2 separate regions of the Homo sapiens genome follow, and region 1 is linked to region 2. Evidence: read pairs that join two places in POLR2A ChIA-PET (ENCODE). Cell type or tissue: GM12878. All regions are shown on one strand. Each heading gives the region's core, and the rest is flanking DNA. Links, peaks and the distances in the headings are about the cores only.

Evidence for each region. ChIA-PET counts read pairs that join two places held together with the same protein. Peaks named below come from ENCODE experiments on the same cell type or tissue, not always from the same donor. Only the 100,000 strongest peaks of a DNase experiment are listed, where the experiment ranks them.
Region 1: POLR2A ChIA-PET joins it to region 2 with 10 read pairs; 2 of 35 experiments call an interaction of 5 or more read pairs at or near these places.

Annotation. Positions count from the first base shown.
Region 1 is chr5:10,680,926-10,689,160 of GRCh38, reverse strand. It overlaps DAP (death associated protein), which reads left to right. Exons shown (of 4, transcript NM_004394.3): 3 at 5,590-5,632; 4 at 7,992-8,235. The coding sequence ends at 8,105. Among named protein-coding and RNA genes, the nearest start is that of DAP-DT, 76 kb to the left of the region's middle. RefSeq lists enhancers at 3,927-4,236, 4,337-4,416, 6,916-7,416. In GM12878, for the core only: no CTCF peak of the experiment used is centred there; a DNase peak (open chromatin) is centred at 3,930; H3K4me3 peaks cover 1,265 bases; H3K27ac peaks cover 3,009 bases.
Region 2 is chr5:10,623,301-10,631,693 of GRCh38, reverse strand. The region is part of intron 2 of ANKRD33B (ankyrin repeat domain 33B); the gene reads right to left. Among named protein-coding and RNA genes, the nearest start is that of ANKRD33B, 63 kb to the right of the region's middle. RefSeq lists enhancers at 70-149, 1-192, 180-319, 3,751-3,800, 3,821-4,100 and 1 more. In GM12878, for the core only: a CTCF peak has its summit at 3,623 (motif pointing right); a DNase peak (open chromatin) is centred at 3,803; H3K4me3 peaks cover 1,765 bases; H3K27ac peaks cover 5,024 bases.

The sequences.
Region 1 (8,235 bases), core at 236-8,235, 57 kb before region 2:
CTGTCATGATCTCATATCATCACTGTTCACACACATTTCTCCGGGTACATACTCGAGGCATAGAACCCCACCCTTGTCGTGATCAATGCAGGAGACGCCCAGAGGACAGCACCTCTGAGGAGCACCGAGGGCAGGGAGGAAGGGCGGGACTGTGGCAGGCCCCTGGGCTCCAGACTCCCGTCCTCAGTGCACACAGGGGACCAGTGCTGGAGACAGATTCCTGATAGCCAGGTCCCCCGAGAGCCTCACGTGGCAGCTACTACACAGTGGGGCTGGGCTCAACCAAGGAGCCTGTCAGGAACACCCAACATGGAGGCCTCTCCAGGCTGGCGCCCTACTGCTGGATGGCGCCTCTGCGTCCTGGAGTTCCACTCCACCTCTGCAAAGGGTGGCGTACTCACAGGGTAGACCACCCTCATTGCTGGGGATCTCCTTTAGCCTCCAGAGTCTCCATGGCCATTCAGCAGTTGTGATGGGACAGTAGTTGTGTGTGTGTGTCAATCTTTATAAATACACACGTACAGTAATACAGAAGTACAAGTGATTTTAACTTGTTTTGCTTGTCTGCGTTTCAATAATGAATATGTACAGGCAGACCTCAGAGATATTGCAGGGTCTGCTCCAGGCCACCATAATAAAGCAAATATTGTGATAAAGTGAGTCCCACAACTTTTTGGTTTCACAGTGCATATAAAAGTTATGTTTACCCTCCACTGTAGCCTATTAAGTGTACAGTAGCATTACGTCTAAAAAACAATGCATAACTTAATTTAAAATTTTAAAAATTTAAAAATTCTGTATGCTAATGATCATCTGAGCCTTCAGTGAGGCTCAGTCTTTTTGTTGGTAGAGGGTCTTGCCTCAGTGTTGATGGCTGCTGACTGATTGGGGTGGTGGTTGCTGAAGGTTGGAGTGGCTGTGGCAGTTTCTTAAAATAAGACAACAGGCCAGGTGTGATGGCTCATGCCTGCAATCCTAGCACTTTCGGAGGTCAAGGTGGGTAGATCACTTGAGGCCAGGAGTTCGAGACCAGCCTGGCAAACGTGACAAAACCCTGTCTCTACTAAAAATACAAAAATTAGCCAGGCATGGTGGTGTGTGCCTGTAATCCCAGCTACTCTGGAGGCTGAGGCATGAGAATCACTTGAACCTGGGAGGTAGAGGTTGCAGTGAGCAGAGATCACACCACTGTACTCCAGCCTGGGCAACAGAGTGAGACCCTCTCCCTCTGTAAAAAAAAAAAAAAAAAAAAAAAGACAACAATGAAGTTTGTGACATAGAACATAGATCAACTCTTCCTTTCAGGAAAGAAAGATTTCTCTGCAGCATACAATGTTGTTTGATAGCATTTTACCCATGGTAGAACTTCTTTCAAAAATGGAGTCAGTCATCTCAAACCCTGCCACTGCTTTATCAATTAAGTTTATATAATATTCTATATCCTTTGTTGTTATTTTCAGTGTTTACAGCATCTTCACCAGGTGTAGATTCCAGCTCAAGAAATCACTTTCTTTGCTCATCCATGAGAAGCAACTCCTCATCCCTGAGGATTTTAATCACAAGATTGCAGCCATTCAGTTCCATCTTCAGGCTCCACTTCTAATCCTAGTTCTCTTGCTGTTTTCACCACATCTGCAGTTAGTTCCTCCAGTGAAGTCTTGAACCCCCTCAAAGTTACCCATGAGGGTTGGAATCAGCTTCTTCCAAACTCCTGTTAATATTGATATTTTGACCTCCTCCCATGAATCATGAGTATTCTTAGTGGCATCTATAGTAGTAAATTCTTTCCAGAAGGTTTTCAATTTACTTTGCCCAAATCTACCAGTGGAATTACTTATTTCTTAAATAATAAGACTTGAAAGTCAAAATTACTTCTTGATCCATGGGTTGCAGAATGAATGTTGTTTTAGCAGACATGAAAACAACATTAATCTCCTTGTATACTTGGTCTTGGGTGGCCAGGAGCATTATAAATCAGCAGTAATACTTTGAAAGGAATCTTTTTTTCTGAGCAGTAGGTCTCAACAGTGGGCTTAAAATAAGCAGTAAACCTTGATGTAAACCAATGTGCCGTCATCCAGGCTCTGTCATCCCATGTATAGAGCACAGACAGAGTAGATTTTATGTAATTCGTAAGGGCCCTAGGATGTTTGGAATGGTAAATGAGCATTGGCTTCAAATTAAAGTCATCAGCTGCATTAGTCCCTACTAAGAGTCAGCCTGCCCTTGGAAGCTTTGAAACCAGTCATTGACTTCCCTCTCTAGCTGTGTAAGTCCTAGATGACATCTTTTTCCAATAAAAGGCTGTTTTGTCAACATTGAAAATCTGTTGTTTAGTGTGGCCACTTTCATCAATGATCTTAGCTAGATCTTCTGGAGAACTTGCTGCAGCTTCTTCCTCAGCAGTTGCTGCTTCACCTTGCACTTTTATCTTCTGGAGATGGCTTCTTTCCTTAAACCTCATGAACCAACCTCTGCTAGTTTCCATCTTTTCTTCTGCAGCTTCCTCACCTCTCTTAGCCTTCATAGAACTGAAGGGAGTTAGGGCCTTTCTCTAGATTAGACTTTGGCTTAAGGGAATGTTGTGGCTTGTCTTTTATCCAGACCACTCGAACTTTCTCCATATCAACAATAATGCTCTTTTACTTCCTTGTCACTCACTCCAGTGCTCACTGGAGTAGCATTTTTAATTTTCTCCCATAACTCTTCCTTTGCATTCACAACTTGGCTATTTGGTGCAAGAGACCAGCCTGTCTGAGCTTCCGACATGTCTTCCTCGCTAAGCTGGGTCATTTCTAGCTTTTGATTGAAAGTGAGAGACATGCAACTCTTCCTTTCACTTGAATACTTCCAGGCCATTATAGACCATTGTAGAGTTGTTAATTGCCCTAATTTCAATATTGCTATGTCTCAGGGAATAGGGAGGCCTGAAGAGAAGGAGAGAGACAGGGAATGGCTGGTCAGTAGAACTGTCAGAACACATATGACAAGTATTGATTAAGTTTACCATCTTATATGGGCACGGTTCGTGGTGCCCCAAAACAATTACAGTAGTAACATCAAAGATCAATGACCACAGATCACTGTAACAGACATAATAATAATGAAGATGGACACCCATAGACTTGCTTATGCAGAGTTGCCACAAACCTTCAATTCCTAAAGAAACACATTACCTGTGAAGTGCGATAAGCAGATGCCATAAAACAAGGTGTTTGTTTGTGTGTGTGTGTGTCTGTAGAGGGGAGGGTGTTTATATATGTATATAATTACTCAAGCTTCCTCAGCCACCTTTTAGGGCTCAGTTTGGTGAGGAAGCTAATTCCCTTTATTATGCATGTATTCTTACTAGATTGACTCTCTATGGATGACATTTTATATCAAGTTTCTGGAGTGGGGTGATGTCCTGCATTTCCGCCTTTCAGAGCCTCAGCAGGTTAAAAAACAAATAGGACATGGAGACAGTGGAAGCCACTGTGCACTCCTGCTACGGAAAGACGGCTGTGCCTTGTTGAAGATGATACTATATGATTCGCTACCAGAGTGGGGCCATCCCTGCTTCAGGCTGTTCCTAGATGTTTAAAAGAACATTCCAAACGACGTTAAGAAACTTTGTGCTGCCATTTGTGTATTCCTTTCCAAATCTTTTCTAAAATGTTAGAATTCAGACCACAGTTCCTGAGCTTTGGATGCAAACTCCTTGGCCCTGAATCCCTGGAAGCCCTCCCCTGTGGATGGTATCAGCCATCACAGCAGGATGTGCTTTAAGAATCCAAATGAATTCAGTTATACCACGTGGCGGGACTTTTAAACTTGAGCTGAGCTTACTCATTTCTGGCCGACTATTAATCCTATAGCTAAATCATGTACGTAAAGGAAGGGGAAAAAAATCCAACCTGGGTAACCACACAACAAACACTAAATAAAACCAAGGTAATGTATGGGGCATCTCTGTGCTGCTTAGTAAAACTTGAAGTTTCTTAATGTCGCGAAGTAACAGAAATTACTTGGGGGAATTTCAGGTGTTTTTGGTAAACTCTTTGGGGAAGTAAACAGTCAGTGAACTTTCGGAATGCTGGGACTTTTGACTGCAGCAAAACAAAGCTAAGACAAGTGGATTCCTTAAAAAAGACCACTGGCAGCAGAGGAGAAGCAGAGCTGGGAAGAGACAGGCTGGTGAGCTCAGGGGATAAATTCTACCCCCTCTACCCAGCAGGACTGGCCTTAAGCAAAACTGAACTAAGAGGGAGATGCTTCCCCTCCACCCACCTCCGTGAGTGTCCCCGATCGATCGCGCTGTCCCAGCTGGGCTGACCTTGTATTCACCTCCAGGTCTTGGGTGTCTGTACCTCTTGGTGGAGGCATTTGGAAGTGCACACACCTTGTCCACTACCTCAAACTGTGTCCTGATGTTTTTAAATTATGGCACACGTAGCCATAAAAAATAAGTGTACAGAAGAGTATATAATTACATGGAGAGATGCTTGCCATAGCCTTAGTTCAGAAGGCAGATTACAAAACAGTATAACTATTTTTGTAAGAAAAAAGTTAATAAGAAGACAAGCACGTACATCTGTCCATAGAAGGAAAGCCTGGGAGGATAGCCCCACGTTAACAGTGTGTGTTTCCAGGTGGTAGACCTGCTGGCGATTTGAGCCTGTTTGGGCTTGTCTGTTTTTTCACACTGAGCTGTACTGCTTTGGTACTGCATCCATTCCCTCAATACTCGGCAGTTTAGGTGAGCTCAGTGTGAGTTAACATGTCAAGAGGTGACATGTTTCCCAAGGACCTTATATTTGTAATGCTCAGGGATTGATGGGGACGGGAGGTTTGTGTTGGCTCTAGAATCTCCCCTGTGAGGACGCTGGAAGGGGAAGCCTAGGGTTGAGGAGGCAGTGAGAAAGTCTCCAAGTCCACACCATGTAAAGCTACTTCTCCCCTGCTTTAGGGAAGCGCCTGTTTCACGATCTCATTAAATCCAAATAAATGGGCTTGCCCATAGTTAAAATGTGTTGATTTAACCAAAAAACAAAAATAGGCTGGGCACAGTGGCTCATCCCTGTAATCCCAGCACTTTGGGAGGCCAAGGTGGAAGGATGGCTTGAGGCCAGGAGTTTGAGACTAGCCTGGGCAACATAGCAAGACCCTGTCTCTACAAAAATAAAAGAAAATAGCCAGGTATGATGCTGCACACCTGTTGTCCCAGCTACTCGGGAGACTGAAGCAGGATCACTTGAGTCTAGGAGGTGGAGGCTGCTGTGAGCTATGATCGTGCCTCTGCATTCCAGCCTGGGTGACAGAGACCCTGTCCCTAAAAAAAACACAAATAGAAAGTGGTTGAAGGCAATTCACTCGCAGTTGGCTGCAGTCTGTTTCTCTCTCGTACTTGGGGCTGAACTAGCCTCAGGAGAAGGAGGCTCCCGAGCCCCGTAGTGTGATCATTACAACAAATAACGCAGAGGAGAGGTTTGCTTCCCATTCTGCCTCCACGCCCTCCAGCCTGGCTCATCCACATACACATCGTCTGCCACCGTGTTCCCTGTTGTGGACTGTTTTGTTAAATCTGCCTTTTCCCTTCTTTTTTTCCAGTCCACCTAAACCCACTGTGTTCATCTCTGGGGTCATCGCCCGGGTAAGTCTGGGAGTGTCTGCGGTGGGTTTGAGGCTTTTGCATGGCAGCATGGAGTCTCCTGGTTGCTTCTGGTTTTGTTAAACTCTACCTGGAATAACCCAGCACCACTGCTCATCTCCTCTGTGGCCATGGCTCTCTTCATTGCCGCGTTTCCCCAGAGGCTGCTTCTGCAGACCGCAGGCCAGACTCGCATCCTTTACCTTTCCAGAGCCGCCGTCTGGTGAGACCCAACATTGTGACTTAAGCGCAGACCTCCCACCAGTGAACTCCCATCAGCAAACCCCCGCAGTGAACCCCACAGTATTGCCGTCCATAGGGCTGCTGTTCTCAGAACATTCACTTTCTTATCAGAGGATGCCTGAAGAAAGTGCCAGTGTTGGGGACAGCCCACTGTTGGTGGAGCTGTGACCGCAGCCAGCCAACCTGCCAGCCAGAGAAGTGTGGCTCCAGCCTGCCCATGTGGACCCCACCCTGGCCACACCCACAGTTGGCACAGAAGCCCATTGATCCCTCTGGAAAATAGGGAGTCCCTCCTGAGACTGGACAGGCCGAACCTGGCTCTGTCTCGTAGGCGCCCTGTGCATTTCCTTCCCAGCCAGCGTCCCAGGCCTGGCTCACAGCTGTGGTGGCACATCTGAACTTAAGATCCTGGATTTGGTTCTGTCCTGCCCCCAATTTAAATAGTCACAAATACAGATGTAGCAGAAGAAACCCCGCAGCATCCAAGTCAGTTCTGTGGGAGTCGCATGTTCCTGTGTCTCACGGCATGGGGCAGAGCCAGTGAGCATTCTTGCTGTCCTGCCAGTGTGTGGGCCTCAGTGCCACCTGCCATTCCCTGGTTTTGATTGCCCAGGCCCCCTAACACCCACAAGGGACAGACTTCCACCTTCCTTTATCCATTCACAGTCCACGCCTGCCCTGCAGGGACGCTGGTGGGTGCTGGCCTGGGCTTCCTCACATACAACTGCCATGCTTCCTGCAGGGACGCTGGTGGGCGCTGGCCTGGAGCTTCCTCACCCACAAACCCCATGCTTCCTGCAGGGAAGCTGGTGGGTGCTGGCCTGGGGCTTCCTCACATACAACTGCCATGCTTCCTGCAGGGACGCTGGTATGGGGCTTCCTCACCCACAAACCCCATGCTTCCTCCAGCGACACTGGTGGGCGCTGGCCTGGAGCTTCCTCATATACAACCGCCATGCTTCCTACAGGGACCCTGGTGGACGCTGGCCTGGGGCTTCCTCACATACAAACCCCATGCTTCCTGCAGGGAGGCTGGTTGCTGCTGGCCTTCGGCTTACTCACATACAAACCCCATGCTTCCTGCAGGGACGCTGGTGGGCACTGGTCTGGGGCTTCCTCACCCACAAACACCATGCTTCCTGCAGGGACGCTGATGGGTGCTGGCCTGGGACTTCCTCACATACAAACCCCACGCTTCTTGCAGGGACGCTGGTGGGCGTTGGCCTGGGGCTTCCTCACCCACAAACACCATGCTTCCTACAGGGATGCTGGTGGCTGCTGGCCTGTAGTTTCCACACATACAAACCCCATGCTTCCTACAGCGACGCTGGTGGGCTCTGGCCTGGAGCTTCCTCATATACAACCGCCATGCTTCCTGCAGGGATGCTGGTGGGCGCTGGTCTGGGGCTTCCTCACCCACAAACACCATGCTTCCTGTAGGAACGCTGGTGGGTGCTGGCCTGGAGCTTCCTCTTATACAACCGCCATCCTTCCTGCAGGGACTCTGTTGGGCGCTGTCCTGGGGCTTCCTCACATACAACTGCCATGCTTCCTGTAGGGACGCTGGTGGGCTCTGGCCTGGAGCTTCCTCACATACATACCCCATGCTTCCTGCAGGGACGCTGGTGGGCGCTGGCCTGGGGCTTCCTCACCCACAAACACCATGCTTCCTGCAGGGACACTGGTGGGTGCTGGCCTGGGGGTTCCTCACCCACAAACACCATGCTTCCTGCAGGGACACTGGTGGGTGCTGGCCTGGGGGTTCCTCACCCACAAACACCATGCTTCCTGCAGGGACGTTGATGGGCGCTGGCCTGGACGTTCCTCACATACAACCGCCATGCTTCCTGCAGGGACGCTGGTGGGCGCTGGCCTGGGGCTTCCTCACATACAAACCCCATGCTTCCTGCAGGGGCGCTGGTGGGCCCTGGCCTGGGGCTTCCTCACATACAAACCCCATGCTTCCTACAGGGACGCTGGTGGATGCTGGCCTGAGGCTTCCTCACACACAATTGCTATCCTTCCGCAGGGACGCTGGTGGGCACTGGCCTGGGGCTTCCTCACCCACAAACCCCATGCTTCCTATTGATTAACCTGAGCTTTCCGTGTTTCCTGACAGGGTGACAAAGATTTCCCCCCGGCGGCTGCGCAGGTGGCTCACCAGAAGCCGCATGCCTCCATGGACAAGCATCCTTCCCCAAGAACCCAGCACATCCAGCAGCCACGCAAGTGAGCCTGGAGTCCACCAGCCTGCCCCATGGCCCCGGCTCTGCTGCACTTGGTATTTCCCTGACAGAGAGAACCAGCAGTTTCGCCCAAATCCTACTCTGCTGGGAAATCTAAGGCAAAACCAAGTGCTCTGT
Region 2 (8,393 bases), core at 140-8,139:
CGTGTTTCTCCTCTCATCGATATTCAATGCTTCTCCCATAGCTTATGGAATATGTGTATTGAGCCACCTCCTTCAGCATGCATTGTTCTTCTGTCTTGTTCTTCTGCCCCTGGAAGGGTCTGTTTCTGGCTTCTGGCCAGAGGCGCTGCTTCCCTGCCACAATAGCCACCCTGCAGGCTGCAACCCTTTATGAGAAGAAAGCTCTTCTTTCCAAGTTTATGAACCTCGTCAATCCTCAGTTCACTTTTCCTATTGAAAACGCAGGGGATTCTCCTCTTGCTGAAGGAGGCTTATCCCTGCTCCTCCCCTCCTGTGCTTGACAGCCACTCCCTGCCCACTGCTGTGGAATATTTATCAGATCCCTCCTGTTTCTCATCAACCTCTCATTCCTTGCAGACCCACTTCCCTCAGAATGCTGTTGGGGCTCAGAAAGCAATACCCCACAGTGAAGGCCTCAGAAGCAAAGGTTTCTCTCTGCCCTCCTGCCCTCCCATGTCTCAGTCCCTTCTTCCCTGAGGCCAGCCATCCAAACTGGAATCCCTCTTCCCCAAGGCAGATCTTTGAAACCAGAACCCCTTTTCCCTAAGGCCAGCCTAAAGGTTCCCTAAAACCTAAAAATACTGCCCTAACATAAAGAAATTATCTGACTTGCCATGTCCGACTGTAGGTCATAAGACCCCTGTTCCAGGGAGAGTCACTCCCAGAAGGAAGAAGTGCTGCTCAGAGAAACCTAGAAGAATCGAGGAGACAGGCAGGCCTGTGGGGTTTCCCCACTCAGTCTATTTATTAGCATTATATTTCTTCTTCTTTTTTTTTTTTTTTTGACACAGTCTCACTCTGTCACCTAGGCTGGAGTGCAGTGGCGCGACCTTGGCTCACTGCAACCTCAGCCTCCTGGGTTCAAGCCATTCTCCTGCCTCAGCCTCCCAAAGTGCTGGGATTCTAGGCATGAGCCACCGTGCCTGGCCTGTCCAACTATATTTCTACATAACTGTCCACACTTTGTTGAACCTAAGCAGAAAAATGGAAAATTCCTCCTGCATTTTTGGGTTTTCATTCCGAAGGCTCCCATGTACGCATGTTATGGGAACATGGCCTCTTTTGTATGCCTCTTCTCTTATTCACCTGCCTTTTGCAAGTTGATTTTAGTGAACCTTCAGAAGGCCCTTAGTTCCTACAATGCACTAATGGCCCATCTTCTTCACACTGCCCTTTGTTAAGTGACTTCCCAGTTCTCTGTCTAGTGGAACCTTGGCCGATGGGATGTTTGCAGGCGTGATGGAAGCAGAAGGTTGAAATGTACTTATCCAGACTTTCATGCATGTTTGTGCCTCAGCTGTCTCCCCAAGAAGAGCATGCCCAGGCTGGCTCGCTGCTCCCAGGAAGAGGATGAGTAATGCATGCAGCAGAGCTGCCCCAGCCGAAGTGCCCAAGAACAGGTCCCCGACTTGCCCACAGACTTGAGCAAGGACAGTTTAGATCAACAGATCCCCAGCCCATCCACAGATGCATAAGCAATAAAAACATCCCAGAGCATGGGAGTTGTTTGTTACACAGCAATAACTAGCTGACATGCATGCTCAAGGGTCTCTCATCTTAAAAGCATATGTGACTCACAGCAACCCCTGTGGGCCGTCTTCATGTTCCCGCCACCCTCCATCAACCATTCAACTCCGCTTCAGTCCAATTCCAGATCCATCTACTCTCACTGTTGCTAATGACACTCTCTGACTTTGCTGAAACCACCCCCAGCAGTCCCCAGTGACCTTCTTACAATGAGACTCAGTGGTGATTTGTCAGTTCTCATCACATTCAACATCTCCCCAGCATTTCCCACTCACTCCTCTCTTTCATCCTTTCTGAAACACGCTCTTTCCATGGACATGCAGATGCTCACCCTTCTGATTTTCCGCCCTCTCAACATTCTGAGCTCCTGTTCTCTCCTTCCTGAAATGCTGCTGTTCCTCAGCTGCCTGCTAAGCCCCCTCCTTATCTCATACACTCTCCTTTGGTGATCCTATACACTCCTGTGGATCCAAGTTTCAGCTCTAAAGCTTCCACATCAACTCTTTCCAGTTCTATCTCTTTTCTTCAGTTTTTTACCTGAGTATCTGTCTACTGAGTATTTCATCATGGGTATCCTACAAACTCAATGCATCAAACCCAAAACATCTTTCCTCCGAAGCTACTCCTCTCCCACATCCCTTATTCAGTGATGAACACCACCAGTCACCCCATCACCCAAGCCAGACGGCTGGACTCAGTCTCAAGCCCTCCACATCCTCCCTCACCCAAGCAATCACCACATTCTGCCAACTGCACCTCTGACATCACTTGAGCACGGGAATTTGAGACCAGCATAGGCAGCATGGCAAGACCTCATCTCTACAAAAAAAAGTTTAAATTTCCTAAAACTGTCTTTGTTTCTCCATCCCTGACCTGGGCTACCACGTCCCCATGGGGCCACAGCTCCTGTCCTGACTAGCCTCCTTTGTCCCACTTCTGCCCCCATTCATTCTCCACACCAGCAGCACGGTGACACCAACAGGGGCCTCTGACCATCCCCACTACTCATCCGAAACTCTCCATGGGCTCTGCTCTTTAGATGAGGTCTCAACTCTTCAATGAGCTGGTTTTTACCTCTTCACCCTCAGCTCTCACCGCCAATGCCCTCCCAATCCACTTTATGGTCAAACAGCCAGCATTCCGTGTAATTCACTCATGAGCCACACTTCCTCTAATCTAGTGGCCTCTGCACAAGGAGTCCCTCTACCTGGAATATTCTGCCTCCTCTTTTTACTTGGTGACCTGATGAGCCATCCCTTCCAACTCCAGGTCTTCCCTGGTGCCCCTTGACCCACGGTGTCTCATCGTCCACGTTCCCATGCATATATGGGTTCCCACAGCCGCCACAGCCCTCGTTACCCAGCTCACATGCTTAAAACTTCCAACTGACTGCATGCTCTGGGGTGCTCAATAAATATGCATTAGATGAAAAGGCTGAAACATTCCTACCACTCCTTTGGGAAAAGTTTATTTATTGAAAGTATCAGGGTGGGCAAGGTGGCTCGTGCCTGTAATCCCAGCAGAGAGGCCAAGGCCCGAAGAGGCCAGGGAGGCTGAGGCTAGAGGATCACTTGAGCTTAGGAGTTAGATACAAGCCTGGGCAACATGGCAAGATCCCATCTCAAAAAATAAAAATTAGCTGGGCTGGCCGAGCGCAATGGTTCACGCCTGTAATCCCAGCACTTTGGGAGGCCGAAGTGGGTGGATGACCTGAGATCAGGAGTTCGATACCAGCCTGGCCAACATGGTGAAACCCCGTCTCTACTAAAAATACAAAAAATTGGCTGGGCGTAGTGGCAGGCACCTGTAATCCCAGCTACTCAGGAGGCTGAGGCAGGAGAATCACTTGAACCCGGGAGGCGGAGATTGCAGTGAGCCAAGATCACATCATTGCACTCCAGCCTGGGCAACAAGAGCAAAACTCCATCTAAAAAAAACAGGCAATAAACACAAACTGCTCTAAAAATTGGAAAATGTTACAGAATTGGGTTGTCTAAGATTGACTGACTCAAGGCACTCAAACTGCAGTTCTCCAGACCAGGCCAGTAGAGGGAGCTGTCGGCTTTGGAAATATGACATCATACCAGCCACGCGGCATGAACAGACTCCAGGAATTCTTAGCATAAGGCATTTACCATGCAGATGGAGGGGCAGGGTTAGTAGGGGAGGGCAGCATCCCTGCTCTTTGCAGGGCAGGCAGGGGTCTGAAGGAGGAGCCAGGCAAGCCCCAAGCTGGCTGAGGAGCCCTCCTGGCTGGCCAGCGGGCAGGGGTGTGGCGCTGCCATGGCCAATCAGAAGAGCTCAGAAAAGCTCACAGGAAAAGATAAGGCAACGCTGGGAAACCGAGACTCACCAAGTTCTACTCTCTTATTTGAAACGGTATAAACTGAGAAAAAAGGAAGCACTTCAAAACAACATGAACATCACAATGAGATCACACTAAGATCGTGATCGTGTGCACTGCTAATAAAATAAGATAAATAACATGAAGAGGCATTGTTCCTGGGTTCTGACCAAGTCATAAATTCTCCTCTGAACTGGGACTCTCCCCGATTCAGCTCAGGAACCAGGGCTCCCCCGCAGCCCAAACCCACAGCTGCCCCTGAGAATCCCTCCCGTTCTGTCCCCGTCCCCGGGCAGCATCCTGCCAGGCTGGCTCTCAGCACGTAGCCTCAGAATTTTACAATTAAATGCAAGAAATAACAAGTTGCAAGCACACATCAGAGGTTCCTTATACCCAAAACAAGCTTCACGTGCTGTATCCCATCACCAGCTCAAAGAGACCCCTGGCGTTTCCTCACTTTACCACGTCCATGCTATTCTGTTAAAGCACAACAAGGAAACAGAAATAAACACACAACTCTATCCATGGGACTTCTTGTTCCTTTCTTTGGTTATCTTATTTTATTTTTGTTAGTGGAGCGGTGGTGAAAGTTGAAATGACTGGCTAAATGAGACTTAGGGATTACATGGGGATTTATTTTCAAACGTTCTCTCCATTTACAGACCTAGTACAGATTTGGCTGTATTTTTATTGTGCATTAAATAGCCGAGGAAATTAGACTTTTTAGAGAACACTCAAAAGGCAGATGAAGGCATTTGCATCCGAATTCGTACTCATAAATGCTGTGTCCTCCAGAAACCCAGAGCTTCCAACTCTCAGACAACCAACCCAGTTGCCATAGCAAATAATATAAACATATGGTTGCTTTAAGATTGCGCTTCACAATGCTGATTCTGCTTAGTGCGACTGCTGTCTACACAAGCCATCCTCCATCACTGGTTTGGCACGGGCTTGTGACGCAACCCTGGTTGGTGAGATGGCAACGATACTCTGCTGGAGCCTTCTGGAAATGTTTTCCTGTCTTATAAAGGGAAACGCCGACAGGGATTTGCTCCTCTTCCTTGATGTCCCTGAGTGTTGCAACGTGAAGCCGTGGCACTTCTAGCAGCTGGGGCCACCTTGGGACCATGAAGGAAAAGGCGAATGTATTTCTGAGAAGTGGCTCTAGGTCCCAGCATCACCCAGCTACTCAGTGAAGCAACCCTGCAACATCGCCCGCAGATGTCTTGTGTTGCAAGAGAAGGCAGTGTCCTTGTGGTTGAAGCCAAAAGCATCCTAACAGGTACTAGGCTCAAAAGAGAGCTGGGGAAATACAACTGAAAACCAGAGTTTTGGTTCATTTGAGTAGGGAAATACTGAAAAGACTGATCTCAGCCAGGGCTTGCAAGAACACTCTTGGACACTCAGGGGAAAGGAGAAATCGCCACAGCTTTCTAAAGACCACTTGGCAGCTGCATACACTTAAAACAGGCACAGCCCTTGCTGAAGCAATTCTGTTCTAAGAGTGTGTCTGCACATTGCTTCTCCTCTTCCTTGCCCTGCTTTCGGCCTAGGAAGCTGACCTGCACCAACAGCACCTGCCCAGTTTCCGCCCCAATGAGGTTTCTGGGTTGGCTCAGCAGGGGACCAGGGTGGAAGGAGCGGGACATCTGGCCCTGCCTCCCACTCCGGCCCCTGGCTGCGGTTCTAGGCCGAGGCTGCCTCTCGGGTTCCAGCTTCTTGGCCTGTGTCACTCGGGTTCTAGGCCGAGGCTGCCTCTCGGGTTCCAGCTTCTTGGCCTGGGTCACTCTCTGCAGAGTCCCTCCCCTTAATCCTTTCAATGTTGGTTCCCTTAACTCTACCCTTCCCCCCGTAATTGACAGGCCCTCATCAACTCCTCTGTTCAGCCCTCTGAGACCACCTGTCACTCAACATGCTTCAAGCTGCCAGGATCCTAACACGCTGTCCTCAGAGATGCACCCCAGATCCAAAGACTTCACTACAGCCTTGCTGCCGTTGATTAACTCAAAAGCCCACCTGTCCAGTAACTGGGACAGTTAAGTATACCACGGTTCATGCATTTTACACAATATCCTCTTTTCCAACAAATATTTAAGAAGCAAGTACTTCATGTTCAAGGACTGGCCTAAGAGCCGGGTCCACCACAGTGAGTGAAGGCCAGTCATAACGCAGCCTCTCAAATTTGAAGTCTTGGTGGGGAACCGGGCATGAGCCACACATCCCCGTGCAGGAAGGCAGGGCTACGAGCGCCTGGCAGGGCTCAGGGACACCGACACAGCAGGAGCTTCTAGATTAATAACCATGTGAACAAAACCACTAAAAACACAGTCTCAACAGCACTAGCCCAGTCATGTGAATACAAAGCGCACATACATACGTGTGTGTTTGGAAAGGACTGAATGAGGTCTGAAGAGGTGACTCCTGAGTGCTGATAAGGGAGCTGGAATATTTGGAAGACAGAGAAGGGATCTTTTTCTTCCTCCCTGATAATACTTTTGTAGTCATTTTTGGCTGTAAGCAAATATGCATGGACAGCTTTTGAAATTAACAAATCATCAAAGAAATAAAACTGGTTATGAAATTGATTAAAATGGGACATCACCTGATTGGGCCTAAACAGCCTCTTTGGCAAAACAGCACAGGAAAGTCATGAACACATGCTCACCTGCCTTCCTCATTTTCACTTTAATTCCGTGATGCCTCTGTGTCTGTCTGACAACATCTCTCGTGGGGTCTGTGACTCTGCTGGTCTTCAGTGCCCACTGAGAGGGGTCCTTTGCCGTCATCAGGCATAAAATCTTCAAAGCTCTCCATCCTCAATGTGGGGTCCCTGGGCCAGTGGCATCAGCCTCACCAGGAAACCTGTTGATCTGCTCATTCTTGGGCCCCACCCCAGGCCTATTCAAAGAAAGACTCCAGGGGCAGGGCCTGGCAGTCTGTGTTTCCACCAGATCTGTGTTAATGCTCACATGAGCCAGCCCAGGTGATGCTGACGCCGGAGGCGCAAGATTGGGAGCCAGTGTCTAAGGAAACTATGCCCATGGGGACAGGGGCAGCCCCTGGAGGTTCAGAAAGAAATTAGGGAAAATCTCTTCGGCACATTGAGGCAATTAAGACACACACAAGGAAGCTTTTTAATCTGTGTTTGTTTAAATGGTGTAAAGTCCCTCTCCCCTCTGCCTCCGTATGCAACCTCAACAATTCAGTCCCAAAGCCTCAGGCAGCAGCCTAGGTTGGGTGTCCAGGGATCAGAGCCCAGGCCAGAGGGTGGGTGCACACAGTGGCGGCCACAGAGAGCTCAAGCAAATCAGTAAGTAGGGGAAGATAACAAAAGCCAGTAAAAAAGAAAAAAAAGGCCAGGCCCGGCGGCTCACGCCTGTAATTCCAGCACTTTGGGAGGCCAAGGTGGGCGGATCACTTGAGGTCAGGAGTTCAAAACCAGTCTGGCCTACATGGTGAAACCCCGCCTCTGCTGAAAATACAAGAAGTAGCTGGGCACGGTGACTGGCGCCTATAATCTCAGCTACTCGGGAGGCTGAGGCAAGAGAATCGCTTGAACCTGGGAAGCAGAGGTTGTAGAGAGCTGAGATTGTGCCACTGCACCCCAGCCTGGGCGATAGAGCAAGACTCAGACTCAAAAAAAAAAAAAAAAAGAAAAGAAAGAAAGAACGAAAGAAAACAAGAAGTAAAGAAAAAATACATTATAATAATGATTTTATTTAAATTGAAAAGGCAGAGTAAACCCATCTAGGCATCAAATCATTAACAACAGTTATCTCCAGAGAGCAGACTGAAGAGAGGGCTGACAGTGAGGTGGAAGAGGTATTCACCTCTAATTTCCTTGCTCATGTGGGGTCATTTTCCCCCCAAACACTGTGTATTGTATTTTAAAATCAGCCTCCAAGAACATCAGCCAGGCCAAGTGGAGGAAGCAGGATAATGGCTGAGGCCTCTGCCCGCCTCCTCCTGTCCACCCAGGCAGGTTTCCAGCTGTGATGCTGCCCTCAGGATAGCCCAGACCCTGGTACATACCCCGGCCACCCGATCCTGCTACCTGACTTGGACTCCAGCTCTGTCTGGCAGCACGGCTACCCCTGGGTGGGCCAGCTCCCAAGAGAGCTGAGAACACAGGAATCTTCCCTCCTATCCAGCTTCCCACCTGCCACAGTCTGAATGTTTCTGTCCTCCGAAATTCCTGTGCGAAAATCCTGCCTCCAGGATGACACTACAGCAGGTGGCTTTCGGAGGTGATTAGGTCCTGACGGAGGGGTCCTCGTGGTGGGATTAGTGCCCTCACAAAAGAGGCCCCAGAGAGCTGCTTATTTCCTTTATCACAGCCTAAGCAGATGAAGACACCATCTGTGACCAAAGGCAACAGAGAGAAGCCAGGAGTGTGACTAGAACCATCGAGGGACACCACCCAATTTCTGTTCCTTAAGGAAGATGGCAGGGACAGGCCTCTGTTGATGAGGAGGATGGGGTA